4 separate regions of the Homo sapiens genome follow, and regions 1, 2 and 4 are each linked to region 3. Evidence: chromatin loops called from intact Hi-C (ENCODE). Cell type or tissue: Panc1. All regions are shown on one strand. Each heading gives the region's core, and the rest is flanking DNA. Links, peaks and the distances in the headings are about the cores only.

The links. A loop is a pair of places that touch in the nucleus more often than their neighbours do. Peaks named below come from ENCODE experiments on the same cell type or tissue, not always from the same donor. Only the 100,000 strongest peaks of a DNase experiment are listed, where the experiment ranks them.
Region 1: a loop joins it to region 3, with 6 times the contacts of the local background. A loop is called at or near these places in 36 of 110 quality-filtered maps.
Region 2: a loop joins it to region 3, with 4 times the contacts of the local background. A loop is called at or near these places in 25 of 110 quality-filtered maps.
Region 4: a loop joins it to region 3, with 19 times the contacts of the local background. A loop is called at or near these places in 96 of 110 quality-filtered maps.

The regions. Positions count from the first base shown.
Region 1 is chr6:55,273,476-55,281,098 of GRCh38, forward strand. HCRTR2 (hypocretin receptor 2) reads left to right here. Exons shown (of 7, transcript NM_001384272.1): 5 at 3,905-4,125; 6 at 6,848-6,969. Among named protein-coding and RNA genes, the nearest start is that of GFRAL, 50 kb to the right of the region's middle. In Panc1, for the core only: CTCF peaks have their summits at 3,453 (motif pointing right) and 3,676; a DNase peak (open chromatin) is centred at 3,486; H3K27ac peaks cover 1,152 bases; H3K27me3 peaks cover 276 bases.
Region 2 is chr6:55,446,228-55,453,850 of GRCh38, forward strand. All of the region lies in intron 7 of HMGCLL1 (3-hydroxy-3-methylglutaryl-CoA lyase like 1), which reads right to left. Among named protein-coding and RNA genes, the nearest start is that of GFRAL, 120 kb to the left of the region's middle. In Panc1, for the core only: CTCF peaks have their summits at 3,166 (motif pointing right) and 3,369; a DNase peak (open chromatin) is centred at 3,222; H3K27ac peaks cover 3,569 bases.
Region 3 is chr6:56,288,424-56,296,046 of GRCh38, forward strand. It overlaps a transcript of COL21A1 not described here. Among named protein-coding and RNA genes, the nearest start is that of COL21A1, 45 kb to the left of the region's middle. In Panc1, for the core only: CTCF peaks have their summits at 4,333 (motif pointing left) and 4,540; a DNase peak (open chromatin) is centred at 4,328; H3K27ac peaks cover 853 bases.
Region 4 is chr6:55,977,593-55,985,215 of GRCh38, forward strand. LOC107986539 (a long non-coding RNA gene) reads left to right here. Exons shown (of 2, transcript XR_001743880.1): 2 at 6,401-6,520. Among named protein-coding and RNA genes, the nearest start is that of BMP5, 110 kb to the left of the region's middle. In Panc1, for the core only: CTCF peaks have their summits at 3,201 (motif pointing right) and 3,405; a DNase peak (open chromatin) is centred at 3,249; H3K27ac peaks cover 1,176 bases.

The DNA of each region.
Region 1 (7,623 bases), core at 1,812-5,811, 1.0 Mb before region 3:
CTCCCAGATAAAATTCTCGACTTATTTCCATTTGTCATCTTTTTCTCACTAACCGCCACCTCCACTGATGTCTCAGCCCACTTCAGTGTAGCTTCAGCTTTCATCATTACAGTGAAACAGCTTACATGAAAGTTACCAATGATTTCTAAAGAATATATATTTTTAAAGTTTATTTATTGATCTTTTGGCAGCATTAAGCAATGTTGTTTGTGGTTTCATTGCTCATATACTTTCTTCCTACTTTGATTTGAATACTTTTTGCTTTGAATACTTACCTTTCCTTCCCTGACCAGTAAATGCCACTTTGCTAGGTCTCTTCACAGCTCCATGCTTTTTTTCAGGTAGTCCCTTGCCCAGGTACTTTTTAAGTGAGGTGAGTATCAAATATATATACACATCAGACTAGTCCTCTGGGATACACACAATCACAAATACACTTAAACACTCAATGTACCTTTATTATAAATCTTGAAATGAGTTTTTATAAGTCTTGCAACCAAAGTTTAAAAAAGAATAAATTCTTTTTTTAAATTGCTTTGGCTATTCCAGGTCTTTTGCACTTTCATAAAAAATTAAAATTAGTACTTTCATTTCCAGAAAAAAGACTGTCGTGGTATTGAACGTGATTAATTGCATTAACTCTATAGATCAATTTGGGGAGAATTGCCATATTAACAATACTAAGCCTTTTAATGCATGTCCACAATGAATATATTTATTTAGGAGTTCTTTATTATCTCTCTGCAATGTTTCATCATTTTCAGTATATATATATATATATAATGAAATATATATACTTATACATATATTTTATGAAATATATATACTTATATATATATTTTATGAAATATATATACTTATATATATATTTTATGAAATGTATGCCTAAAACACATTCTTTTGATATTGAAACTTTTAAAATTTAATTTTCCATTTATTGCTAGTATGTAGAAGTATAATTGATTTTTTTGTTTATTGATTTAATGACCTGCTCCTTGCTAAATTCTTTTATAAGTTCTAGTGGGTTTTTGGTAGATTCTTTAGGATGATCTTTGTAAGCAATAATTTCTTCTCAATAGAACCAATCTGTAGGCATTTTATTTATTTTTCTTTTCTTCTTGTATTGGCTCAAAGTCCAGTACAATGTTGAGTACGAGTGGTGAGAGAAGACTTGATTTTTTGAGTGGTAAGCCAACACTGCATTGCTAGAATAAATCTGATTGAGCAAATGGTATTATCCTATTTATATATTGCAGGATTTAATTTGATAACATATTTTTAAAGAGATTTTTATCTCTATTCATGAAGGATATTTAGTTGTTAGCTGTCTTTTGTTGCCATATCTTTGATTACAAAGATAAATGTGACCTCATGAAATTTGTTGGAACATATTATATTTTCTGTACATTTCATTAAAAGTCTGAACAAGATTGGAATTATTTATTCTTTACTGTTTGATTGAATTCATTAATGGACCTATCTGGGCCTGGAGATTTTCTTGTAGCATAGTTTGTAAGTACAGAGTCAGTTTTGGTCATCTTTGTCTTTCAAGGGCTTTGTCCATTTCATGTAAGTTGGCAAATTCATTGTTTATTCATAATGTTTTTAATGTTTGTAGCATGTTTGCCTCTTCCTCATAACTTTATCCTGGTCACAAACATTTTTTAAGACAGAGTAGGTTTTAAGGTCCATCATGTACATGCTATTTCCAATTCATAACTGTGGTAATACATTTTTCAGGGTGTATTTTTGCATTAAATATGATTTATAAAGTTTATTCATAATAGTGAAATAAAAGTGGGGTGCATGTATTTTACTTAATCCTTCTCAGTGCCTGCTTGATTGAAACCTCTGAGATTTACAATAATGTACTTTTAGGGATGCATTAAGGATTACTAGTGCATAGTTCCTGGAGCTCAGTAATGTCAGTTATTCCTCTTAATTTTATACGGAGTTTCTCTGAATTCTCCATGTCTCTAGACAGCTTATCAATGGAGAAATTTATGTGTCCTCAAAATGAATGCAGGATTCAGCATCTTCTATCCTTATTTAGATCATTATCTAAAAAGGGCATCACTACATTTTTTTTTTCCCGATTTCAGGGACCATAGCTTTCTCTTTATGAAAACTGTATTTTTTTTTTTTTTTTGAGATGGAGTTTTGCTCTTGTTGCCCAGGCTGGAGTGTAATTGTGTGATCTCATCGGCTCATTGCAACATCCACCTCCTGGGTTCAAGCGATTCTCCTGCCTCAGCCTCCTGAGTAGCTGGGATTACAGGCATGTGCCACCACGCCCAGCTAATTTTGTATTTTTAGTAGAGGCGGGGTTTCTTCATGTTGGTCAGGCTGGTCATGAACTCCCAACCTCAGGTGACCGAAAACTGTTTCTAATGGCGGCAGAAGTCATCAGATGCAGAATGTAGATTCTCTCCTTCAGGGGAACAGTCAGTGATAGAATCACTAAAATTTAATTGATCTATCAGAGATCATTTAGAAGACAGTTCAAGATCATTTAGCAGACACATACAGGCTTTTCATGATAGGAGTCTCCTGGAACATTCCAGCATCCATTGCTCATTCTTTTCAGTTATTTTTTAAAATTGCTTTTTAAAATGAGAGTCACAGAAGAGAAAGTTCCTATCTCTCCCCAACCAGTGGGTTAAAAGATTGAGTTGAACCACTACTATGTAAAAAAGATTGTCTACATGACAAGACATACAGAGTGAGAAGAAAAATAATTTATCCGATATTTTCCATTCAAGGGCAGGTCTTTGTTAACATCATTTGCCTCTTCAAGAAAGAAAATGGTCAAAGGAAATGTCATATTAATTTATCTGTGTGGACATATAAGTAAAATTCTGTTCTCAAATTAAAGATTATCGAACAGACTTTGATCTGGTGGTGTAAAAAGCAACAAAATCTATCGAACATCTATTCTGAGAAACCACAAGGACACATTGGTCAGTACTGGTTTGCCGCACAGAGACAGAAAGTAAAAGCTGAATAATCTTAACAGAGCTAAGGTGGCCTTTTCTTGTGTTTGTTGGCACATTTTCCTCTTTAAAAAATTATGCATGCTGAATTTTATTGTTCTGTTCACTAAACCCTATCAATCTTCATGAGCTTACAATTAAGAGAATATTGTACTTGGAGGGATTCCCTGCTATTATCAAATAACTTTGAAAAGAAATGGAAAAGTACAAGTTGTGTAATTACTGTTACAAATTCCAGCTATTTGAAATATTAATGTAAGACCGCAAAAAATCCTCAATGGGTTTGTGTGCATTTTAAAGGGCTGGACCACAAAACTGATTTCAAACAATTTCATAACTACAAATAGTGAACAACAAAAAATACTTGATTTTTTAAAAATATCCTTTCATTCAAAGGTTTGCTTTGTCCGAACTCGAGAAGCAGAAAACCTGAAAAGCTACAGGTAGTTAAGTTCTATCTCTCTGGCAGCAGATGGCAGTATTGATGCGTGAAAAATCCATAACAGGTTGCTTGACGTTACTTGCTGGGTTTTCCTCTGCTTTAAACTTTGGTATCTGAGCTGAACAAAAATTCCTAATAAGATAATATGGCTGACATCCCTTTATCATTCTCCTTTCCCAAGCTTTGTTCTTTTTACAAGGAAATATCTTTTCCACTTGCAGCTTTCTTTAGACATTGACAAAATTTTGATGTTTTAACTTTTTTTTCCACACAAACTCCTATTTGGTATTCGTCTGAATTAACGCCAAGCACATACTAAGGTCAGCAAATGCTCTGGAGAAACAGGCGCTCAAACCTCCCACACCTCAGGCGTCTGGAAGCCTTTCCTTACTGTGTTTTCTAATTACTTCCCCAAAGTGGAACTTTCCTAAGTCAAATTGCAATAAGGGTCTGTCTCTTCTCCTTTCAGATCCCTGGAACATCATCTGTAGTTCAGAGAAAATGGAAGCCCCTGCAGCCTGTTTCACAGCCTCGAGGGCCAGGACAGCCAACGAAGTCCCGGATGAGCGCTGTGGCGGCTGAAATAAAGCAGATCCGAGCCAGAAGGAAAACAGCCCGGATGTTGATGATTGTGCTTTTGGTATTTGCAATTTGCTATCTACCAATTAGCATCCTCAATGTGCTAAAGAGGTAAAACTTATCTGTTATTTGAAAATGAAATAGCCTGCCTTTTCTTGATTCTTAATTAACTTTTTTTTTTTTTTTAACTAAGCCAGAGAAAAATCTAAACTTTCTGCTTAGATACCTTGTCAGGCCAGATGACTCAGTTATGTTGTTACCAGCAGGTAAGGCGAACAGCCTTTAAGAGTGCTCAGACATGTGCTTTTGTCATGCGTATTCTCAGTTGCATGGCAGACATAAAACAGATGTTTCTCCAATCTCTTCAAGCTAGTTGCTAAACCTTAGATGCAGACAAAGTTCTAATGCGTAACAACTCATTTACAGCTTGCAGTTCTTTCTTGATGAGAACAAACGGGTTTTTCAAAACTTCGTTTCCAAAAACATAGGCAATTGTGAGAGAATTATATCTTAAGGATAAAAAGAGATAAGAACCTTATGTTAGTATTCTAATTATACTTAAAAGTGCATTGGCGAGCACTTTTTAAAAAAAGCCATCAAGGCAGATATGTATGTCGAATGTCTAAACAGAAGAATTCATTTCCTGAAGTCACTGAATGAAGCTCAGGGCAGATAGTAATAAAAATCAATGAGGGAAAGTATGCTATTTGCTACAATGCAGGCACAACTATTAAGTTAAAAATTTTGACCCATGACATGAGCAGCAGATGCAGAGGCAGTGGTACACACTAAACTTCATGGCCAGCCAACTTTATTGGGAATTATCGAAACTGTTCCACATAGACTGGTCCCAAGGCAATACCAATTCTTGTTTACAACAGGCTTCGAACTTAAGCTAGAATTGCTCCTCTCACTTTGGCCTGATTCAGAATCAATATTATATTCCTCACAGCTGGGAACTCTGAAGAACAGCAGCTTTGGCTGGAGTCAGAAGAAGTGGTATAATCAGCCGCAAAGGGTTCTCATTCTCTTTGGCCCCTGTTTTTGATGGTTTAACGGCTTTTTCAATGGAGAAGAAATGGAGAACAAACTTCTGTTCAGTGATACTATTTACTACAGTCACAGCCTTAAAGATATATGATTTTTTTTGTGGCCTGGGTCCTTGAGACATATGCCAGCTCACAAGAAAATAGAAATTATTTTGCCCTCCATATCTTTTTGTGCTTTGCTTCTTATTAATTATTATTATTATTATTATTATTATTATTTTTGCTAACAGAAATTTAATACAAATTTATTATGGCCACCTGCTAGATACTCTCTTCTGCTTTTAAGAACTTTATAAACATGTTATGTTACTGGATGGGTTTTATTCTTTCTTTCTCTTTCTAATCTTTTTTCTCTTTTAGTCAGTCTAAATTCAATGAAAATTGGATTTACCTCTCTCTGGGTTACGTATTTGGATTTCCTGTATCTCAGAACTTGCTCTTTCCTTTTATTTCCAACTACTTTTTTTGTCAATAATATATGTCTTATTCTTCTGACTCAAATCCCTTCCTTTCCAAGGAAAACAAATAACTTTCAAAGGAGCAAGGCTGTGTTAAATTTAAGATATTTCAAGTTTTGGGGCATTCTACTCTTTTCCACAACATAAAAACTTTTGAAAAAAAGAACTTGAAAATTGTTTTTCTTGTTACCACACACATTTTTTTTCAAATGCTTATATTTATTTATCCTTGCATATGAAATTTGTTTTTTCTTTCTCCCACAAAAACCATTCCTAGCTTTTTCTCCTTAAAACTTAACTTTTTGCCGAATTAGTCAAAAGCAATTTCTTTACAACAGTTCAGGTTTGTCCAAGATTTCAAAGACATTTTGAGGTAAAGGGTCATAACATAGTACAAATTTCTTTTGTCCGTATTATTTCACTCTATATAGTATTTTTGTAAAACTCTAGTACTCTTTATACCAGAAATGGTATAAGGTACACCTTATACCAGAAATGCATTGTTGTCATGCCTTCTTGCTGTAACACACACACACACACACACACACACACACACACTGATACAGACAATCGAAGATGGAGACTTTAGCAGGAAATATATATGATTTTTGGCCTATAATCTTATTGAGTAGCTGTAAGTTATCTGTTATAGGTTAGTGATTAGAATTTATAGATGGAATATTTCTAAGTATGGAGAAAATTTTTTAATAGTCTTTAAGGATAGCATAACAAAACATTTTTTAAAGTTTAAAATAATACATGAAAAATTAACACTCATTAATTTTTAAAAATTACCAAAATTCTGCCCATCGAGAACTGTTTCTTCTCTGGGTATTAAGGAGTCCCAGAAGGCAAGTTTCAGATAGTCCAGGAAGATTGGAGTTGAAGGCATATGATACTTTGATCAATACATAAATGAAAGTAGGAAGAAGTACTTGAAGACTATCATTTAGGAGTGATTTTTAAATGATACACATAATAGAATATTAATACAACATTATTCAATTGTATTTAGAAAGAAAATGAAATAAAGAAGATATATATTCAACTTCCATATTCTTATTTACAAGAAATACTGCATCTGCTATTTGTGGGAGGGAGAGACCCTTCTCTGACCTGATTTGGCTTTTGATTTATTGATTGTGCTGTGGAGGTTCTGTTCAGGCACTGAAGTTATTCTAAACCAATTATGGGGTCAGAAACCAATCTGTGGTCAATTCCTGCAACTGAAGAGGACAGGAGTCAGACCATCCTCTACCAATAGCCTTGTTCACCTTTGAATTTAATTATTTAAAAGACACTTTTCTGTTGTTTCTTTTCCTGCAGAGTATTTGGGATGTTTGCCCATACTGAAGACAGAGAGACTGTGTATGCCTGGTTTACCTTTTCACACTGGCTTGTATATGCCAATAGTGCTGCGAATCCAATTATTTATAATTTTCTCAGTGGTGAGTTTTCAACTGTTCTTCCATAAGCCACAATTGTAACCAAGGATGAGGAATCAATGAACACTCTTCAACTATATGAGGAGTTTAGTTGCTATGTGAGTTGTATTTTTTCCCTGACCTGATTTATCTTGAGTTTCTTCTCTTTTGAGGCAAAGTATTTGTTACTGAACTCATCAGAGAAAATGAACTGATTTTTCCATGTCAAACGTATAAGAAATGTTATAATAGAAGAAAAGTAAACATTCTGAGAAATCAATAACACAAAATCTTACATGACATACTTTAAACTCATGATTTACAAAAATATAAAATACTTTGTTCTGTTTTGCCTTGCTATATTATTCCTTTGCCAAAATGTGTAGCCTAATTGAGACAGAATTGGGATCTATTCACTTTTAGATATTTTACTATATTTACGTTTCTCTTGTGAGTATCATCTCTTGGATTTATCTCAATATTTCCCACTGACTACCAAAAATAGTATTACTCCAAAATAACACATAAGTTAAATGATACACACATACATATATGTGTAACTTATACAATTTGTATCTGTTTATGGAATCAATATAATTATAAAAGTCATTTAAATCACTATTGTTTATTCACATTTTGCCCGACTGACTTTTAGAATTATGTTTTAATTAGCTACCT
Region 2 (7,623 bases), core at 1,511-5,510, 840 kb before region 3:
ACATATTTATATATTCATATATAACATATATAACATGTATATTTATAACATATTTATTTAAATATTTATAACATACATAATATATAAATATATTTTTATATAACATATATAAATACATTTATATAATTATAACTCTAAGGACTGAGATGTCCTTGGCTTCTCATTTTCTCTAAGTTCACAATTAAAGCTATTAACTCAATGGCCCAGGATACCATAAACCTGGTGAATTCAGTTATGTGTGCTCCGTCTACTTGAGCTCTCTGCATATGTGCTTGGACCTAAGGCCAGAGAGAAATGAATAAAATGTTAGTGGCAACTTTTTCTGGAGGAGAGCAAATTGCCTGTAGATATGTCATAAACATATCATGTCTGTATTCTAATCTTAGGTGAGCTCTGGGGAGTATTGATTCTGTATGATGTTCTAATGGTCTGATGTTGCTGATATGCTAACTAAAAGTACCATCACAACTTTTTCTTGTTGCTGTATGGTCTTATAACCCAAATAAAATGAATACATACAACAATAAAGGGAGTAAAAAATCATCTTGCAAAATTTCTAATCTATATATTCATGTTTTCAAAATATTTTATGAAACCTAAAATTTTAGTTATTGAGGTTACTAAAGTCCCAAAAAACAATTAGATCTGGATTATTATTTTTGAAGTCATCTACATTTTTTATCCCCTAAGATCAGTATTTTATTTAATAATCTATAGTAATGTTAGATTTAATTTAAAATAAAATTTCTGAAAGTGAAAATTATTCATTTTAACATGAATATTCATATAGAATAAAATATCAAAATATGCTTATTTTCCAATATTTTTATTCTCAACTTGTTTCTCATAGCTACTATTCACTCTACCAAAGGACTGAAATTACCCATACATGAAGTATTACTCGTAGTTCAGTGGCCACGCTTATTTCCAATAAGCCCAGATGTTTGCTTCTCAACCAAGACTCTAAATAGATACTATATGAGCTACTGTACCACCTGAGAGAGAACCCTACTTGCCATTGATGTGTATTGTGAACATAATATACGTGATAGGTAAGCCATAGATAATGAACAGTTAGCCTACATGAATAATGTCAATGTTTTAGTAAACAGGAGTATATATAAAAATTGGTAAGTAAATAATAGGATTATATATAGATGCAAAGAGAGAGAGCTATGTTGAGGAATGACTAAGCTAATGTGATTATTAATCAAAATAATTAGACTTCTCATCTTTAAAACTAGTATTCCTAAATGCTTCACTCCTCCTTGCCTTCAAAAGGAGATAGATTATATTTCTACCTTCACTGGACATATTCAAATTGAGATAGAAATGGGAGTGTGTACACTGAAGGAAGTAAGGAAAAAAAAAGCAAGAAAATTTTCAATTTCTTTAAGACTAAAAATAATAAATACTATTAGCAAACATTTGCTGAATTGCTTACTTTTTCACAAGGATTGTACCATGTGCTTCACATATGATAAAGCTCCACAAAGTCAACCTGAAGTGGTTAGTAACACATGCCCATTTTACTCATGAGTAAACTGAGGTTCATGAAGGGCAAGTGATATGTCCTGCTTCATATGGTTAGTATGAGGCAAGGTAAGAATGCAAATCCAGGTTTAACAACTGTGTGCTACTGCACAATATTAATAGTTAACAAAATACTGACGATATGCCGGACATATTACTAAACACTTTACATGCATTGATTCATTGAATCCATATAACAACTCCAGGAGGCAGGGTGTGAATTAGAAGAAGAACATCGACAAATCAAAAGGCTTCCTTTTCTTATGAGACTTTCTGAAAAGTTTCCACACAAGTTAGCAACATTAGCAAACAACTTCAGAAAGTAAATATTTGTTGTCCTAGTGATTGTATTTCTAGGAAGCTAGCCCAAGAAGACAGCCAGAAATATTCAGATAGATTGATGTTCAAGGATGAATATTTTTTGTAATGTTACTCAATATTAACAGTGAAAATAAGTTCATAGGTTAAATGTTGAAAAATAGAGACAGAGTTGATAAATTACATAAGATTGGCTATCATGAAATAGTAAAATATTTCTGTATAATACAATATTATATATACAAAAATATAAATATATAAATATATAAACAGTACTATATATACAAAAATACATAATATGAAAAAATGAATAGGAGAAAATGGAAGATAAAAGAAAAGGATACTAACTATAGTTCCATTTATTTGTGCTTCTAGATTTTTTTCCAATCCTCTATAATAAATATATACCACTCATATATTTAGGACAAATGAACTTTATTAATAAAGGTCTATCTACTTTTTTTCATAGTCATTTCCTTCTTTTGCCAGTATCATACCCCCAGAAGTATTCTGGTCTATCTCAGGCTCACATGGCTTGAATTCCATTCAAATTCTGTAGATGATTCTTCTCAGAATCATCTGCTTTTGCCTGTTGTTGATTGGATAATGCTCCTATCACTTTACTTCTACAGCCATCCACATTCTCTAACATCTTGGCATAAAATAATTAGACCAGTGCTCCTGAAACTGTAATGAACATATGGTTTCACTTAATAGGTCTGAGGTGGTACCTGGGATGCTGCATTATTTACAATCCTGAATTATGCCAATACTACTGGCCCCCAGAACACACTTGAGTGGCAAGAGACAACAGATCTTCCTGGAAACATCTCAGATGTTAACATATCCAGCTTCAGTCACAGTGGCTCCCTCATGCCTTGTTCAGTATTTCTCAGAATGATATCATCTAAGTTTTGGAATCACCTGATGTCCTATTTAAAAATGCAAAAAGGTAGCACCTAAAAAGGAAACTGAATTTTTCTTGTAAAGTATATTTATTGTTTCAAACTCCAAGATGGTTTTTATGGATAAAAACATTGTGAAAATTTCTAACCTTGTGGCTGAACTGTTTATCTGTGGCAGATAGAGCTAGTTTATTACCAAAAATCTGTTTCTTCTTCCAGGACCCTCAGCTAGCTGATATTACCAAGCTGCCCTGTACTTAGGTATGGATATGTGACTACAGTCTAGCCAATGGCATGCAAGCAAAGTGAAACAGGCCATTTCTAAAACCAGTCTTCTTAGAGACTACAAGCATTCTTCTTCTTTAATAGCCAAACGCAGATGACATTGAGGCCTTAGGGAGTGGTGAGCCACAAGGTGGAAGCAGCCTGAGTTCCTCAATGACCACTTGGAGGAGACAACACACTCATTTACCAGGAACATGTGTGGTGGGCTGTTAAATCAGTGAGAAACAAACATCTATGTGTTGGAGTCATTATTCATTTCGAAGTGTGTTTTTATATCAGCATAGCCAATTGGAACGGATATACCAATTGATAAAAGGTTAGATTAAAATCTGCCACTTTGCTGGCTGCTTTCTATTTGTTCCACACTTTTAATTTTTTTCCTCTTTTCTGCCTTCTCTTCTGCTAATTGAACGTTTTACGATTTTATTGGATCTCTTCTGTTGACTTAGTATTTAGATTTCTTTAAATTGTTTAGTAGTTGTCATCTCATTTACAATACACATCTTTAATTAACCATAATCTATCTTCAAATAACCAGTCACACACAGGGAAGGAGCTGCTAACAGTATATTCTCAATTCCTTCCATGCAGCCTTTGTGCTCGTGTTTCCCTGTTACTTTTACATAAATAAACTGATAATATATTGCTACTATTTTTTTTTTACTTTAGTTAGTCAGTTATCTCTTAGAGCAATTAAAAATAAGGAAAAAATGATCTCATCTTGACTTATTCCATTTCTGAGTTCCCTGAAGGAACTTGGCTAGAATAAAAATGGCAGAGGTTCAAATCCTGGGTTTTGGTGAACACTCACTTTTTGGAGGTGGGAGAAAGAAGATGAGTTAATGAAAGAGACAAGGAGTTCAGGAGGAAGTTCAATGTCACAAGCCAGGGTAGAAAACGTTTCTCCAAATACATACCACAGTGATGAGTGCAACAGATGGTTAAGGAAAATGACAGCTGAGAAAATCCACTGGATTTATGCCATTGACAAATTTTGAAGTTGATCATTTCAGCAGAATGGGAGGACAGGATAGAGCTGGCAGAAGATTTCAAAACAAACGAAGAGCATACAGCCTACTGCTTAAGAAGTCAGTTTCAGAAGACAGACTTCCATTTGAACCTGTTGTGCCATTTTAACTGTGTGATTTTGATAATGTTTGTTCAACCTCTGTTCCCTCAACTGTAAAATGAGTATAATAGTACCAATTAACAGGCTTGTTGAGGATTCTATGAGATCTTTCATGGAATGTGCTTATCACATAGGTTGGCACATAGCAAAATGCTGGATTTTAAAAGTATATAACAAAGATGTGGAGGCAGACAGAGGACATGTGATAAAAGGAAGAAGAGAGTTGAGGAAGAAGTTGAGGGGGGTATGTGAACAGAGAGATATCTAGGTTATGTGAGAAATATAAGTAGAAAACCATAAAAGACAGAGCTAATTAAATGGAAGTAAGGGATGATGCCATGAATAGAGGAGAAAATTAACAAAGAAAAAATCTTATAGATTAGGATAAGTTTTGGGACCAGGGCAGAAACAAGGAGGTGAGCCAGGAAATAAATAGAAAAAACTGTCCTTTGAGTTAGGGTGTAAGGAGAGACAATACATATATCCCTTAACAGAGATATGTTAAAGGAACAAGGGCCCTGAAGCTTTTGTAGAAAACAAATAACCAATCTCAAAAACACAGTAATTGAGTTCATTGGCTGAGAGTCATACAAAGAGTTCATCTCATTTCTAGCTCCCTAACACTTGCTTCTTTTGGACTCAGCCAGGCCCTGCTCTCACAATAGTCTTCAGTGTGTGCACAAAGAGAAGGGGATGGAGCTAATGGTTATGGGGAAGAGAAGTAGGAAGAGAATGAGAGAGACCACAAACAATATTGTTCTGACAATATCTATTCAGGTGGAGGTCCCCATGTATTTTTCATACTAATCTGCAAATCACAGACTTTTACAACTAGATAATTTAGCCAAAATCCCTTATATGTTTAATGATTGATTGATTTAAAATGAATTAGGCCCCATAGTTCTTAACAAAGAACTTTTGGAGGTTATCAAAAGTTACATAGGGCTGGGCGCGGTGGCTCACACCTGTAATCCCAGCACTTTGGGAGACTGAGGCGGGTGGATCACCTGAGGTCAGGAGTTCAAGACCAGCCTGGCCAACATGGCAAAACCCCGTCTCCACTAAAAATACAAAAATTAGCCGGGCACGGTGGTGTATGCTGAGATCGCGCCATTGCACTCCTGCCTGGGCAACAGAGTGAGATTCCATCTCCAAAAAAACAAAAACAAAAACAAAAACAAAAACAAAAAAAGTCACTTAGGTGGTCAGTTATAGGCAGTTATAGTGATGTATATAGAACTTAGAACTTAGGCCTTTCTGTTCCTGGAATTTCACTAGGAGGTAGGAGGTAAATAACTTCCAGTTCCAAGGTAGATGTTAGTGGGAGACATACCTAATGTTGTGAAAATACAACTAAATGTTAATAAGTTTTTTTAAGTGTATTAAAAGACAAAAGAATTGAAAACAGTGGTTCTGACAAAGAATGAGCAATGTTATAAATATTAATAAGCTAGTGATGGCTTGTGAGAATGTACAGACCAGATTTTTGAAAATAGCAAAAGCAGCAGGCAGTATATATTAGCTTCATGATGTCTGGAATTTCACTTTATCTCATTCCATTATACCTTCAGCATATGGCATAATACCTAGAACATAATAAGTTATTATTCAAATATTCTTGAAGGCATAATTGAACAAATAATGAGTATGGCACAATACTGTATGTAATATCAAGATCAAGGTGCATATAGGCCTATATATTATAAAAACTGAAGACACAGCACTGCATGTTTGAGGACACAAAAATAAAGGAACATTTGAGTGGATCACTACCTATCTTGTTTTCTCCTTAAACCTTCTCCTCTTGGAAGTGCCTCTCATAAAGAAGGGTTTCTGGAAACTGCTCAATGACTCTTTTATTAATCTTGGCTGCAGCTGATTGGACTTAAATTTGGTCAATCACAGTCTTCTCACCCAGACTTAGAACAGACAAAGACAGAATCCGTCTTTATAAGAGGTGAGATGTACAGCAAATGAACTGTGGACCAGTAACTTTTTCCATGAATAACGGAGAGCAGAGAAATTCAATCTCTAGTAAAATGAGAAGTGAAGCATAGGTGAATCAGAGAAACATGGCCTGAATTTCTGACAGATTTTCAGTCCTTCCTGAGGTCCAGCTTCATTCCCTTACCAGCTTTGTTTTTGGAAGTGGGTACTATTATTATCATCCTCATTTTTTAATTGAGGAAACTGAGGCATAGAATGTTTAATATGATCATATATAATGTTACATGTTTGGCAAAAGGTAAAGCTGAGATTCAGAATCAGGTAAAAAAAGACTTCTTTCTAAATCTCTGTTCTTGACTTGTGTGCATAATTTCTCCAAGAAGTTTCCTGAGACACCCCTGTGTCTTCATAATAAATTTTCCTTTTTTGTTTACGGTAGCCTGAGTTGGCTACTGTTGCTGGGAAACAAAGACTAGTAACTAGCATCATTAAGTTAATGACTTGGCAGAGAAGATATTCATTAATACAAAGAACTTTAATACAAAGTAGAATGTCATAGCTATTATGAGAATTATAAACAAAGCTATTCAGAAACACCAGTGAGATGGTTTGTATATTTTGTGGTGGAGCAAGGAAGGGGTGGAGGAGAGGAGGGATAGTGAAAATGTTGTTATAGTTTGCCTCTGAATTGGGCTTTGAAGGATATTGACAAGGGTGGGGAGAGGATGTGGGAAGAGGTATTCTACAGAGAAGAAGCAATGTGGAAAATCATACATACGATGAACATGCCAAGCATGTACTAAGAAGTTTGTTGTTGTTGTTGTTGTTTGTTGTTGGTTTTGTTTTGTTTTTGAGACGGAATCTCGCTCTGTCGCCCAGGCTGGAGCGCAGTGGTGCAATCTCGGCTCACTGCAAGCTCCACCTCCCAGGTTCACGCCATTCTCCTGCCTCAGCCTTACCAGCAGCTGGGACTACAGGCGCCCGCCACCACGTCTGGCTAATTTTTTTGTATTTTTAGTAGAGACGGGGTTTCACCGCGTTAGCCAGGATGGTCTCGATCTCCTGACCTCGGCCTCCCAAAGTGCTGGGATTACAGGCGTGAGCCACCGCGCCTGGCCAGAAGATTTTAATGAGATGTTTATTGTAGGGGCTTTTGGGATATGGATGGAGCATAGCTCCTGATCATGGGAAGCCCTGTGCCTTGCTATAGGATATGAGCTTTATTCTCTATGAAATGAAGGTCTATCTAAGGTTTATGAATAATCATGCCATCATCAGCACTTTTATTTTCTAATTTTGCTAGCAAGGGAGCAATAATTGAGATGGATAGAGGCTGAGAAATATGTAAGTAGAAACATTTGTTAGAAAATTAGTGCAATACATCCAATCATTAGTGATGACTATTTAAAATGAAGCATAAGGAAAAAGATTGTTGTTAAGGAATAAATTTGAGATAAATTTACTAGGTAAAATACTGTCTAAATGAATGAGGAATGACTGAAGAAA
Region 3 (7,623 bases), core at 2,019-6,018:
GTACAAGTACTTTTACTGTACAAGTACAAGTAAAAATGATTCCTGCAATTATGCTCAAGAGATGAATAAATTTTAAAATGACTCAGTGTTTGCTGACTTTGAAGTCACACTCCCTGTTTTCACACTACACTTACCTCCTAAGGGCCAGCCAAGATACAAGAGCCAGTGAAAGAGCAGAAAGAGTAGATAAAAGGGCAGGTGCTTATGATCACCTGTCACTCAGTATCTGTTTGGGGGTTCAGAGTATACAAGCCAAAACCAAGGAAGCCCGAGGGCCAGCTATCTGGGAACCAGTTAGCACTTTAATGATTAGCTGCCATTCACGGTTCCTGAAACCTGGGGATGCACAGGAATAGACAATACTGTGCTAAAAGTGTCAGAGGTAATGATAGCAGTACAGTGATGAAAGAGGATTATCAATACTCATAGCAATGATTTTAAAGTTCTGACCTGTATATCACAGTGTCTGTGCCCCTGTAAATTACAAGAATTCCCTATTGGGATGAAAAGTTTTAGTATTCTTAAAGGGTTATCACTTTATAAAATGATACAAACTCTGAGTCCTAAGCTATGTAAAATTGCCATATTATTTAAATTCTCCAAGTCTTGGTCATATTAACTTTAAAATGGAGACAAATTTTCCCCTTTAGAGACTAAAAGCAACATAGGTAAAGTGTGCCTAACAAAGCTCCTGACACAGTGCAGGCCCACTTGGTTGCAATTATTCATTACTGTGTTCACTCATTCATTCTTACTGATATTAACCAATTTCTCAATTCTTAAGGATATGCATTAAGCACCATGCTAGCAGCTAAAAGAAAGTTTCGATAAACATGTCAGCTTTCTCTCCACTTTGGGACTGTCATTCTTGTGACGCCAGAGTTCCTTCCAGCAATATACAATGAGACAAAGTACATAACATCTAAGGGTTCTGAGAGAATCCTTGCAGCTTGTACATATGTTGGCAAGCACTGAACTACAGTTAATTTCCAGCACCTATAATAAGTAGCAAACAAACAGAGCGTGCATCTTCACCTAAAATGCACATTATGGGACTATTTTCTCTCTGCTAAGGTTTTATGATAATACCTGGTTCTGAAACTTTATGTAGTCTCCAGCATCTAGAAAAGCCCATAGTAAATGCTCAGTAGATATATGTGTGTAGGATAAATGCCCTTGATAGTAATAATTTAACCATACTCTTAGAATGACCCTGTATAGCTAGATGCACCTGAATATGTGTTCTGAGCTAGGGAATCCGGGAATACCAACCTGGAGAGTCATTGATTACCTGATAGGAACATCTTAGCCCCTGGCCCCTTTCTTGGAACACAGGCTGTACAGGGGATTGAGGTCTTGAGTTTTAGGTTAAATGAAGGTTGCCAGATGGAGGTCGTTAAGGGGAGTCTATTATGTGAAAACGCTATATAAACTGCCTGATGTTTGCAACCAGTTGCGGTTTTGGTTTTCCTGCCCAGCCCACAGCCACTGGGCTGGGCAGTTATCTTGTGTAGCCCACCACCATTGGACTGTAGGAAGGCTGATACCTTGTCCAGCCCACCGCCACTGAATATGAGGCGGTTCCTAATCCAGCCCTCTGCCACTGGACTGTCTTCTTTGTAAGTAACCCCCTATTAAAACCCCATGTCTCACTTGCCAGCTCTAGGTCCCTTCTTCAGCCTCTTGAATGTGGCGCCTCCCCTGTTGAGGTTAACAGAGGTTTGGCACAACAGAATGAATAAATAAATGAATTAGCAAACAGATAAAGAGATGAGCTGGGTTGACCTTGCCCTGATCTAGAGATCAGGGTTTCTCAGCCTTAGCACTATTGATATTGTGGTTAGAATCATCCTTTGTCATGGAAGACTGTCCTGTGTATTACAGGATGCATAGCAGCACCCCTGGCCCCTTCCCACTTGATACTAGTAGCATCCCCCGGCTAATTCTGACAACCAAAAATGTCTCCAGACATTGCCAAGTGTCCCCTCAGGAGGACAAATTTGCCCCCAGATTGACAGCCATTGCTCTAGAACAAAGATTCTCAATTCTAGATGCATATTAGAATCACTTAGGAGATTTTTTTTTTTTTTTTTTGAGACGAAGTCTTGCTCTGTTGCCCAGGTTAGAGTGCAGTGGCATGATCTCGGCTCACTGCAACCTCCGCTTCCCAGGTGCAAGTGATTCTCCCGCCTCGGCCTCCTGAGTAGCTGGGACTACAAGCACATGCCACCATGCCCAGTTAATTTTTTTGTATTTTTAGTAGAGATGGGGTTTCCCCATGTTGGCCAGGATGGTCTTGATCTATTGACCTCGTGATCCACCCGCCTCAGCCTCCAAAAGTGCTGGGATTACAGGCGTGAGCCACCACGCCCGGCCAGGAAGATTTTAACAACCCACTGACAACCCAATGCTTAGGCAACACCTCAAACCAACTAAATCAAGCTCACTTGAGGTGACATATGGCCATTCCTATTTGCCTAAAGCTCCCAGGTGATTCAAATGTGCAGCCAAATATCGAGAACCACTTCTCTACACCTTTGAATAGCACTTCTGCTTGCCACTAAAAATGTGATCCATGGACCAGCGACTGGGCATTACCCGGGAGCTTGTCAGAAATGCAGAATCTTGGGCCCCACCTCAGACCTACTGCATCACTCAGGGTCAAGGGAAGGGAAAGAAACCACAGCAGTTATCTGAACAGTGAGAATCTTGTATAAAGAACTGTTAACTAGGGATAAAGTTAACTAGGTAATTGAAAGAGTAAAAGTAAAACTCTAACAATATATTATGGAGGTAACAATTGCAGAAAGCAGCTCCAACTCTAGAGTTAGGGGAACAAAAAGAAAGAGATTGGATCCCTGAGAAAGGGGCAGTTTCTTGGCCAGTGCTGGGGTGTTTGAAGGGGCAAGGTGAAGTTCATTTTGAGAGCACTGGAAAAAAAACTGCAAACTGGAAGCTGCTACCACAGAAAGGAACCGCTGCTGCCAGACTGAAGCAGCATTGCTGGGATGATACAGAAGCTGCAAACAGGCGGATGCCTTCTCCCACTTCTGGCCTTGCAGTCTCCCCCTGGCACCCACTACTGCAAAAGCTGAGCACAAAGTAGTGGGTGCTAGAGGGAGACTAAGAGCCAAAATGCGGGTCGCAGAGTCTAGCTCCAACACCACAAAGCAGAGCTTAGGAGGGTGGGTTTGGAGTTGAGAGGCAATAGCTGTAACTGGCACAGCTACTGAATCAGACTCGGCATTGTAGCAAGAACCCCAAGGGATTCTTACATGTACTATACTGTGAAAAGTCCTGTGTTAGAGGATGTCACTCTATCTTGACTTCTAAAATAAGTTATCTCCTGTTAGTCAGTAGCTTGGCAGCAATCCCCATTTTAAAATAATCACAATTCGTTCCCTAATGCTGAAGATACAAACCACTACTTCACCATGGTTTATCATCTTACATGTAAAGACTATTTTCAGGCCGGGTGTGGTGCCTGTAATCCCAGCACTTTGGGAGGCCAAGGTGGGCAGATCACCTGAGTTTTAGGAGTTCGAGACCAGCCTGGCCAACGTAGTGAAACCCTGTCTCTGCTAAAAACACAAAAATTATCTGGGTGTGGTGGTACACGCCTGTAATCTGAGCTACTCGGGAGGCTGAGGCAGGAGAATAGCTTGAACCCGGGACGTGGAGGTTGCAGTGAGCTGAGATCACACTACTGCACTCCAGCCTGGGCCGCAGAATGAGACTCTGTCTCAAAAAAATAAAAATTAAAAATAAAGAGTATTTTCAATGGGATGAAGAAATGAGTTCAGTCAAGGTGTTATCTCTAAAGTTAGATATTTTCTTGCCTGTTACTCTGCTTTTGTTTAAAATTATTACAAACATCTTTTTCTTGGTCCTTCCTTAATTGCCCGAGTAAATTCAAAAACTTCACTTTGAATTTATATATGGTGTAATTAATATCAACAAAACAGGGACCCCCCCCCTCCCCCGCCAAAGAGAGTCTGGGTTCTTGAACTCACCAGGGAAATAGTAAGTCCAGGCATTAAGTTTTTGTTTTTTGTTTTGTTTTGCTTTTTGTTTTTCCCCCATGCAGGTGCCTCAGCCTCTCACAGAGAAAGCCCTGTTAGCCAGAGCTTGGAGTATCTCCCTCTACCAGGCATCTGGCAAATGTGCCTGGTTCACCACAAGGGATACCAGGTGGGAGAACATAGTAGCTCAGTGCCAACACATGGACACAGCTGAAGAAATAACTGGTCAGTGCATGACCTTCTTAGGGGCATCAGCATATTCTCCTAGGTAACATCCACACACTGACAACACATTCCCTGAGCCAGGGTCTATTTGTGAATATTCCTGGTATGCTTCTGCCACCCAGTGGAGGATCTCTAACTCAAGCTTAGATTGTAATTGTAAAGTCTAGTATTTTGAATTTAAATCTTAAGCATAATTATTCCTGAAAGTTGTCAATCCTTTTAACAATTGTATTAAAACATCATTTAAAGTAGGATGCATTCATGTATGTGTTAATATAAAGTATATATACATATGTATTCAATTTTATGCTTAAAAATTTATAGTATGCTTTTATCATTAGACTAGCTCATATCAAAGTGCAAATAAAAAGTGATATTTTTCAAATCTAGGAAGATTCTGCATAATTTTAAAATACACTAAGATTGAGTTTGCATTGAATCTACAGTGAAAGCAGAAGTTTCCGTATATTTGTGCATGTTCAGTTTTTAGTTTTAAACACATTATTAATTCTCTTTCAACTTTTACGTGAAATAAAATTAAGTAATGTAAAAAGTGTCAATAATTTTGATTCAAAAGTTCTCATCTGTGTTCCAGATTTGCCAAAACAATGTCATTTTATACGATCATTGTCTTGTATATAGGATTCTTTTTCTCACATGTTTTATGAGTCATGTATTCTGAAATTTTCAGGTTTTTTAAAGTTTCCATGACATATGACATTAAGGATTCTTTTAGTGTAGATGAATGAGCTGATGAATAAATATGAAGATAAAGATATTATGACAGTCTTCAGACAACAACAAAAAAGGTGTAACTCACTATAATCATATTTACTATGTAGAAACTAGAAGACCTAGTGTCCAGTATTAAAAGAAAAACCCAATGTTAAACTGTCATATAAATGTATTAATTTTAATCATTAATGAAATAAAACATGAGATTATAGATAAAAATCTCTTCTAACTTTCACATTTCCTTAGGCAGCTTTGACTTGGTTGCCAAAAATATCTTATGGGAATCTTGATTTAAAATGAAAATTATCAAATAAATCTAAGAATTACTATGAAAAATTTATGATGAAGACACATGAAAGCTGATAATGATTTGGATTTTGAAATTTAATTAAAATAAATGAAAAAGTCCCATGAAAATTTCCAAACAGTTGGCTAATTATGCAAAATGCATTCAGCCATGAGAAACTTTTATGAAAGGAAGAAAGGTTTCTATTGTATTAAGTTGCAACTGAACTTGAACTGTAACAGCTGAGATGCGCTAGCGCCTTTTGGAATTTATCCTGGTTTATTGCAAAGTGCATATGGTGAAAACTGCATGTGGTGAGTCAAACGTAATTAAAATAAAACCACAAAATTGATTTGAAATGGCAATTTAGTTGAACCAGAACTGAACTCAAATTGTTATGTTACTCTACCAGTCATAATCACACTAAACTCCTATCTTTACTATACTAAATGGGACTATCACTTACAATTATATTTTGACTCTGAATCAAACAAAAAGGCAAGATTGAATTAAGTAGCAAATCTCTACTGCCTTTGTGAATTTATTGCATTGTGTGAGGGCTTAACTTTGCCATTTTCAGTCAAAACTGAAAATCAATCAATACATTCCATAGATTAAAAACTTTCAAAGGGTCAAGAAATAATGCATAATGTTCTACGGTGCATATAAAATACATTGCATATTTCTACAATGTATATTCAAGTGAAAAGCAATTTCACATATTTTTTGTTTATAATGTTAGGCTTTAGGTTTATAGAAAACTGATCAGAATATTGAGAATTCCTGTCTATTCCCTTTGCCCATATACACACATATATTTTCACCTATTTTTAACATCTTGCATTAGTGTGGTATATTTGTTACAACTGATGCACTACTGATACGGCAATACTAACGATAGCCCATAATTTACATTAGGGGTCACTGTTTGTGTTACACATTCTATGGGCTTTGACAAATGTATAATGTGTATAGTGGTATCTCATTGTTTTAATGTACAGTTCTCTAAATGACAAATGATGTTGAGTATCTCCTGTATGTTTATTTTTTGGTGAGGCGTCTGTTCAGATCTTTTGCTCATATTTTAGTTGGGTCATTTGCTTTTGTATTTTTGAGTTTTAAAAGGAGTTCTTTGTATATTTTGGATACTAGCCCTTTATCAGATATGGTGGCAGAAATTTTTTTCCCAGTCAGTGGCTGTTTCTTCCTTCTCTTAAAAGTGTCTTTCACAAAGCAGAAGTTTTTAATTTTAATAAAGTCCAACTTCTCAATTTTTCTTTCATGAATAGTGTTTTTGGTATTGTATATAAAAAAGTCAAAGTCACTTAAGAGTTTCTCCTGTGTTATCTTCCAGCTGTTCTACAGTTTTGCATTTTGCATGTACGTCTATGATCCATTTTGAGTTAATTTTTGTGAAGGGTGCAAGGTCTGTGTTTGGAATCTTTTTCATTTTATTTTATTTTTTTTACTCATGGGTATTCAATTATTCCAGTAGCATTTGTTGAAAAGATTGGGTTTTTTTCTATTGAATTGCCTTTGTCCTTCGTCAAAGATCAGTTGACTACATTCATGTGAGTCTATTTCTGGGCTCCCTGTTCCATTCCATTGGTCTATTTGCCTGTTCTTTCACCAGTACCACACTGTTTTGAATACTGTAGCTTCATAGTAAGTTTTGAAGTCCAGCTATGTCGACCTGCTGACTTTGCTTTTCTCCTTCAATATGTTTTTATTCTGGGTCTTTTGACTTTTCAAATAAACTTTAGAATCAGTTTGTCAACATCCACAAAGTAACTTGTTGAGATTTTATTAGGATTCCATTGAATCCATAGATGAAGTTAGGAGGAAATGACATCTTAATATTGAGTCTTCCTTTCATTGTATATGGAGTATCTTTTCATTTATTTAGATTTTCTTTGATTTCTTTCATCAGAGTTTTGTACTTTTCCTCACATAGATTTTGGACATATTCTGTAAAATTTATACCTGTTTATTTCTTTTTGGAGCTAATCTGAATAGTATTATATTTTTAACTTTAAATTTCAATTATTCATTCCTGGTATATAGGGAAAAAATTGACTTTTTATTAACCTTATATCCTGCAACTTTGCTATGAGTAAGGTTGCTTATTAGTATTAGGATTTTTTTGTTGATTCCTTGGGATTTTCCACATAGACAATCATGTCATCTGAAAACAATTTTATTTCTTCCCTTCCAGTTGGTATACCTTTGATTTACTTTTCATGTCTTTTTACATTATCTAGGACTTACAGTATGATATTGAATAGGGGTAGTGAGAGGAGACATCCTTGCCTTATTCCTGATCTTAGTGAGAAAGCATCTAGTTTCTCATCATTA
Region 4 (7,623 bases), core at 1,633-5,632, 310 kb before region 3:
GACCTCTTCTGTGATAGTTAAAGTATAGATATTCAGTATTGCTGGTGAAGGCATCTTTCTTTTTAAACACTTTTAACTAGAAATAACAGAGAGGAACTAACATGCTGAGAAGCTTTCTGACACTTTTGCTAGCAGATTCTTAGGGGAATGTGGTTCACTAGGTCTCAAAATATAAAGCACATGTTTGCAATTCAGAAACACTTGCAAACTGGGTATAGCTGTATACTCAACAAGGACTTCTCAAAATAAATGATTACTCGAGTTTGTATATACCTACAAACTGATACATATGTCATCTATGTGAATTTTGGTGTAAAATGGTTAAACCCTCTTGCTGCTGCCAAAGGAGGTGTATTTTAATCGTATTCCAAAGAAAGTATGATGGTGTCACCCACCAGGAAATGTCTGTTAGTTTACACCCCTGCTTCTAAAGAGAGTTTTGAAGTACTTCTCCATTGCCTCACCAAATTCCCATACTTTGTAGAATTGTGCAGAAAAAAAACAGAATGGGAACAAAATGTTTGATAGGAATTACTTAACAAAGACTATATGCTGAGTAAGTATATTAGCAAAAACTAAGATCTTTCTGCCTTATTAATAAGAAGGAAGAAGTGAACTGAACCCCACGTAAGGAGACACTGGGAAATGAGAAATGCAGGCCATCCCAGCTCAGAACTTAGAAACTTTGCCACTAGATTCAGGTTTATCAGTGATTTTGTTTTTATTGAGAAAGAACTAACTAAAAGCAGAATTCAAGGTACAGGATTTCTAGTTGAAATGTATGTATTTGGGGCTAAATTAACACTAGAGTGAAAACTGAATTGCTTACAATTTGTCAAGATTTCTTTGTTCTTAATCCAAAATGTGTTTTTAGCTTTCATCTCAGCTCCAAAGCACATAACTGCTAAACAATTTCCATATGGAAGCCATTGCGTTAAGAGTTCTGGACAAAATAATGATACATGGTTGCCTTAAAGGAGTTTACTGTACAGTTGGAAAGATAGGCATGCAGATACAAAGATATAACACAAGGTCCTATAAAAATCTATAGCTCATTGTTTGCAGAGATTTTTCATGCATTCTACATTTAATAGAATCTCTATTCTACAAACAATATAAAGCTGTAATTAACCCTTTAAAGCTATTTGCCAAAGTAAATGTAAGTAATTACATTGCTTTACTTAATTTTTAAAGTAGCAAAGAAAACTCTTCCAACTAAGTGGATTCATCTTGTTCATTGTACCTCCAGCATTTATCACGACACTTGTTATAGTAAGGATTCACTATTCCTCATAAATATATAATATATACAGTAATGGCACCACATAACAATGTTTTGGTTAACAATGAACCAATATGCAACAGTGGTCTCATGACATTATAATGAAGCTGAAAAATTACTATTGCCTAGTGGGCTAGTTATTATAACATCATAGAGCATAACCTATTCTAAGTTTAGATTTGTGTAGATACACAAATTGTGTAGTAATTGCCTACAGTATTCAGTCACATGCTGAACAGGTTTTTAGCCTAGAGGCAATAGGCTATAGCATATAATCCGGTTGTGTAGTAGACTATGCCATCTAGGTTTATAAAGTAGTTACATAAAGCCTAGATGGCATAGCTGACTACACAGTGTACTTACATAGCCTACTACACAGTGCCCTAAAGTTTATGTAAATACACTGTACTTATATAACCTACTACACACTGTACTTTCATAACCTACTATACAGTATACTTACAGTTTATAGTACTTAGTACACTGTACTTACATACTATGCCTAAAGATATATAATCCCCTAAGGTTACATTTCTTAGAAGAAATCCCTGTCATTAGGTGACACATGAATAAAATTATTATTTGTCAATTCCATGAAAATTTTAAAAGATTAGTGGAAATAATTTTTAAAATTCAGACTAATGTATAAAAACATAAAATAGAAGATAAAGATGACACAAAATTCAACCAGCTTTGTAAACAATCTAAAAGTACATTGTTTTGCTCAGATTTGTGATGGCATTCTTAGAAAATTATTGTAATTGGAATTGCTATGTTTGAAGTATATTTTCATGTTGCACTGCAATACTACTCTCAAAAAAGCTGACATTGCTTTACACTTCATTCACAAGTATATGAAATTCCTATTTCCCCAAAATGACCCAGAACTTTGTCAATGCTTCCTTTTTGGTCAACCTGATATGTGACAAATAATCTTGCATTGCTATTTTCACTTGCATTCCTGTGATTACAAAATAAAGCATTTTCTGTTCATTTTCCTTTAATACTTCTTTATGAATTGGCTCTTCTTGAAATTTTTCTCATGAATATGTAAGTTCTTTATACAGCACTATTATATAGTACCTTTTCCATCATATATTGCAGTTTTTTCTGTTCTGTGCATTTGCTTTTAATGCCATACACTATATTACTTATTATCAATATATTTTATTATTTATGTAACAAACCAACAAAAATTTTCCTCTTAGTTTGTGATTTTGATGTCATTTCAAAGGCCATTAACAACCCAAGACAACATAATTATTTCTCTGTAATATTCCTAGTTTTATTTTTTTCTTTAAACTTCAACATATCAAGTGTTTTAATGTAAGCTTGAAGTATCACTTCAAATTTTTTTCCAAGCAGCACAGTTATTCTAATGTTATTTGATAAATAGGCTAATAGCCTTGAAATGCTACATTTTTAAGACCAAAAAAAATTGTAACTGTAATTTTTTTAGTTCTATGTTATTTATCATTATGTCTATTTTGACAGTAGTTCCACGGTTTTCATACTACGGTATCTTTATAATATCTTTTGTATTATAATACTTTTTGTATTTGTATTTTGTTGAAAGCCTCCTCTCTTTTAGGTGAGCATTGCAGAGTTTCTGGACCATTCTTTCATGTTTATTTATTCTGATAAATCTTAAAATGTTTTAACGAGGTATTTCTCTCCAAATCTTATTAGAACTGGTTCTGCAATTCTCAGAATGTTGTTTACAATTCTCCATGAGGTAGTTATTTTGCTCAATTTTATTTTAACATAATTTGAATAAGTATGGAAGTCTTTGCAAGAAAAAAAAGGAATAAGTAGAACAACAAATCTGAATGAGAAAATTCACAATGTCAAAAATCTTGTCAACAAAGACCCCTAGATCTTTTCTTTCCAGGGAGCCTTAGGGAAAACCAACAAAAATGAAAACAGTGCTTTTCAAACCACCAGAGGGCAGTGCACTCAAAATAATGGATATCAGCAATCCTGAACTAAAGCCCAAAGTTTCCCTTCTCTTAAAGATAAAATTTACATAACAATAGACTCTTGGTTCATTTTAAACTCTGAAATAATTACAGTCCTTAAATCTGATATTAGCAATATGACATTTATTTATAATACTTAGAGAATATTCACAGAAATATAGTCACCACTGAATTTTTCCATATTAATATTATAGTCTGCCTGCCCAACCACTTTGCTAAAGATCTACATAAAACCTTAAGGTGTTCTGTATGAATGAGAATTCCTTGAAAACAGGAATTGTGCTTTCTCACCAGTCGTTTCTTCTGTACATGGACAGGACTCAGTTTATTGTAATAACTCAATATCTAATGAATAAAAAACAAAATAAATGATTTGTAGTCTCGGCCCTACTCAATTTCTGCATTAATTCAAATGAAACCTGCATTACACTATGAGCTATTGCTACCCTTAGGCAAGTGGGTTCTCTGCCCTGAGCCCTGCACTTCATCTGGGCCTCTTCCAGCAACAACCCTTCTCCCTCTGGCCAGGATTACTCTCCTTCCCATGGGCAATGCAATAGGGCTACCTTTCACATCATACTCTGGGTGTCTCAGACACAGATTCACTGAAGCCCCTGTGTAGTTCTACTTCTCTAGGCCCATCTTACCCAGAGTAGATTATGTAATGGGTGTGCACAGGGCAGACCCAAAGAGTGGCTGAAGGGGTGCTATTTCTTTGGGCTGTGGACAGAATTTTATTGTGCAATCTGGGATTTATGGACCAGACAGATTCAAGGAGAATTTTTTTCTCTTTCTTCCTTATGTTTCTGGGTCATATAATTTTTAACAATAATTACCTATTACTTGTATTGTTTTTAAAACACAGAGAGAAAGGTGTAGAAGTAAAATCCACTTCACTTGGGGACAGATTGGATCTACAGAATGATGGGACAACTGACCTTGTATATCTTTCTGGCATGGGGACTGGTTAAACAACACTATCATCAAATGAAATTTGCAATTCTAGAAAAGGAATAGATTTATGCACATGGCATAAGAATGCTAAATTCTGTGAAGAACAAGTTGTATTGAAGACCTGTGTAATATCTATGTGCAACTATCTAGAAAGCAGTCAGAAATTTTTGTGGAGATCTCAAAAGGAAGGTTTTGACTAGATCATGCATTTTTGAGAGGGGTCTATGTATAGCTAACAAGCAAAAAATCTACTGAGAAAAAGTGTAGAAGATACAAAAAGAATAAGACCAAAGTCAGTACCATTTTAGAATAAGAGAGAAGAAAATGACATGTTAGAATAAGAGAGAAGAAAATGACAAAGAGCATTCACTCAGGAGAAGGATCAGAAAAGCAGAAACAAAGGAAAAGTTTCAACAAATACAAAGACTTCTTGATGTCAAATGGAACAGAAAAATCATATACAATACATTCTTGCAAGCACTGTCTGGATTTGTTCATCAGGAGGTCACATGTGACCTTGGAGATAGTCATGTCAGTGAACTGTCAGAGTGAAGTCAGAGAGCTGTAGGCAGAAAAAGGAAAGAGAGGTAGAGAAATAAAGCTAATGGAAGGTCTACCTTTTCAAGACTTCTTCCCTGGAGATGATAAGGAGAGAAAGAGTGCAATACCTTCCAGCTTGATGGAAGAGGCTACTTTCAGAAGAAGCTGTAGGTTAATAATAAGCAAATCTGAAAAAAATGTCACCTGAAAAACTGCTCCCATTGGAAACACAAATGCAACCTCTATCTCTGCTATTTTTCTGTTCTTGACTCCCATCCAGCAACATCCATCATCAAGTGGTATCAATTAGAAATCAAAGATTAAAATAAAAGAACTAATTCCTGTCAACAAGGTAGAGTTTCTCTTCCATGAAGATTAACAATAATCTTTTATTCATCATCTTTTGATCATTTTCTTGGAATGTAACTCTGGTAATTGAAATCTCAATTTATTAACAAGACAATAGACAACAGGGTTCTAAGCAGTAAGTAGTAAGCTGATACGCAAATTTGCTAATGCAGAATCAGAAGCTAGTATAAGAATCCTTAAGGAAGTCAAAAAAAATGTAGGCTGACTAAAGTGTTTTAGTTTCCTTTGGCATTTTCATCTTGGCTTTAACTTCTCTTCTTACAACTAAATTTGTAAGTAATGAAGATTTAGTATTGATTTGTGCCAGCATGGATTTTCATGGATTTATTATTGGTCTAATTCAAACACCACTTCTTGGCTCTTACCAGAGTCACTTTCCTCTGGCATATACTGCAGACTTCCCCTGCCCTGCTCCTCATTGTTCTCTTCTCTCACACCCAGCTTGAACCATCAGCCATTGCTAATTGAGCAGTTTACATCTTGCCGCTGAGTGGACACTGCTGTCTTTATGTAGATGTCCACAGGAAACAAGGCTGTGAACTAAATCTGATACATTTTAAAGTCCAAGAAAGGAACCCTAAGAAATTGAATCCCATTCCCTTCTTAACTGTTTCAAGCACTCTCCAAAACAACGCCTTTCTGAGCTCTTCTGTGAGACTCTCCACTCTACTTTTTGAAACTCCATTTGCTTCTCATGATATCCCACCACCCTCTCTACCCACGCCCATCCTTCTAGCACAGTGCCCTAAATCCGATTCATTCCATCCATTTAATACTCTGGGGCTGGGGACCAAGGGACAGTCAACAATATGACTAATGAGGAACATGACCCTCCTTTCCCAAAATAAATGCTATGTGAGTTGGGGAAAAGGAAAGTGGGTACTACAAGCCTCACAGGGCCCTTAGAATGCTTTGGGTTCCCAGCTGCAGGAAGACCTCAAAGGACACACCTCTAGAGGACAAAGAAAAATTGTCAGACAGCATAGCTTGAACCCATAAGGAAGCATGAAATAGTTTCCCAGCTGCCTCCAAGCTGCTTCGTAATTTGGGAGGCACCTCTGCCTCCTCTGATACAGTGAGTCACAAGATTAAATAGAGCAGTAATTGTACGTCTCAAGGGTGGATCCCTTAAGAAAAAATAAGTTTGGAGATAATTGTTCTACCAAGTCCTTAATAAACTTCTTTGCCAAATACCCTTGTTCTCAATTTCCATTGGCGGGGGGTGGGGCAGAAGGGGGTGGTTTATGCTCCACTGACTTCTGCTTATTTCATTTAGGAAGAAAATCCAAAATTCATTGTGATGTGATGCCCAGGATACCAACTGACCCATTTGACAGTCTTGATGAGCCATCTGTTTTTGTTGTAGCCAAAATCTTCTCATCACAGCATCCTATGGTGAGCAAGAGATACGTTTTTAGATGTTATCCTTGTGCATTTATACAGTACCTGTGATATGATTCAAGGTATCCTAAAGGGATTACCAACACTTGTTCAGTTATTCATTTAACCAAACTATTTGACTGTCTTGCTGTAGTCATGGGAATTGTGACTGATATTGGGAATATCACATTGAATAAGACGTGGGTTCCTGCCTAGGAGCTTACAGAAAGTAAATAATTAGCCCTGAAATAGTGTGACTAGTGCTGTGATAGAATGAGGCAAAAGGAGCGACGGGGAAAGAAAGGAAACACACTTGAAGAAATCAGAGATAGCTTCTAGAAGGAACTATCACTAAAGCTTGGCAGGCATACCAAAAAGGAGTAAGCATTATTGTAGCCCAGAAAAAACAAAAGTATATTCTAGTAGTGGGATCAGCCAAGGAAGATAAAAGCCTCAGATAACCTGGTTAGAGAATTTAAAAAGGCTTATTATGACTAGAATGCAAGGTTTAATGTAAGTAATTTTACTTTCATCAAACAAATTCAGAATGTGTGGCAGAGATGTTTATTTTGTTTAAGGAAGAAAGTGGTGGAATCTTCAATAGAATTATTGTATTTGATCCGTTAAGTTCAGAAATTTTAGCATATATAGTTTATTAGTGTGTTTTCACACTGCTATGAAGACACTACCCAAGACTTGGTAATTGACAAAGAAAAGAGGTTTAATTGACTCACAGTTCCACATGGCTGGCAAGGCCTCAGGAAACTTACAATCATGGAGGAAGGGAAAGCAGGCACATCTTACATGGCAGCAGGCAAGAGAGAGAATGTCAAGGAAGAACTGTCAAACACTTATAAAACCGTCAGATCTCATGAGAACTCACTCACTATCATGAGAACAGCATGAGGGAAACTGCTCCTTATGATCCAATCACCTCCCACCATGTCCTTCCCTGAACACATGGGGATTATGGAGATTACAATTTGAGATGAGATTTGGGTGGGGACACAGAACCAAATCATATCATATAGTTTGGGGATTTGGGCTGCTGGCGCTCAGAAACCCTCAAAATTCATTTTCTGAATTACGAGAACTTTTCTTTATAAACTTTTTATTTTA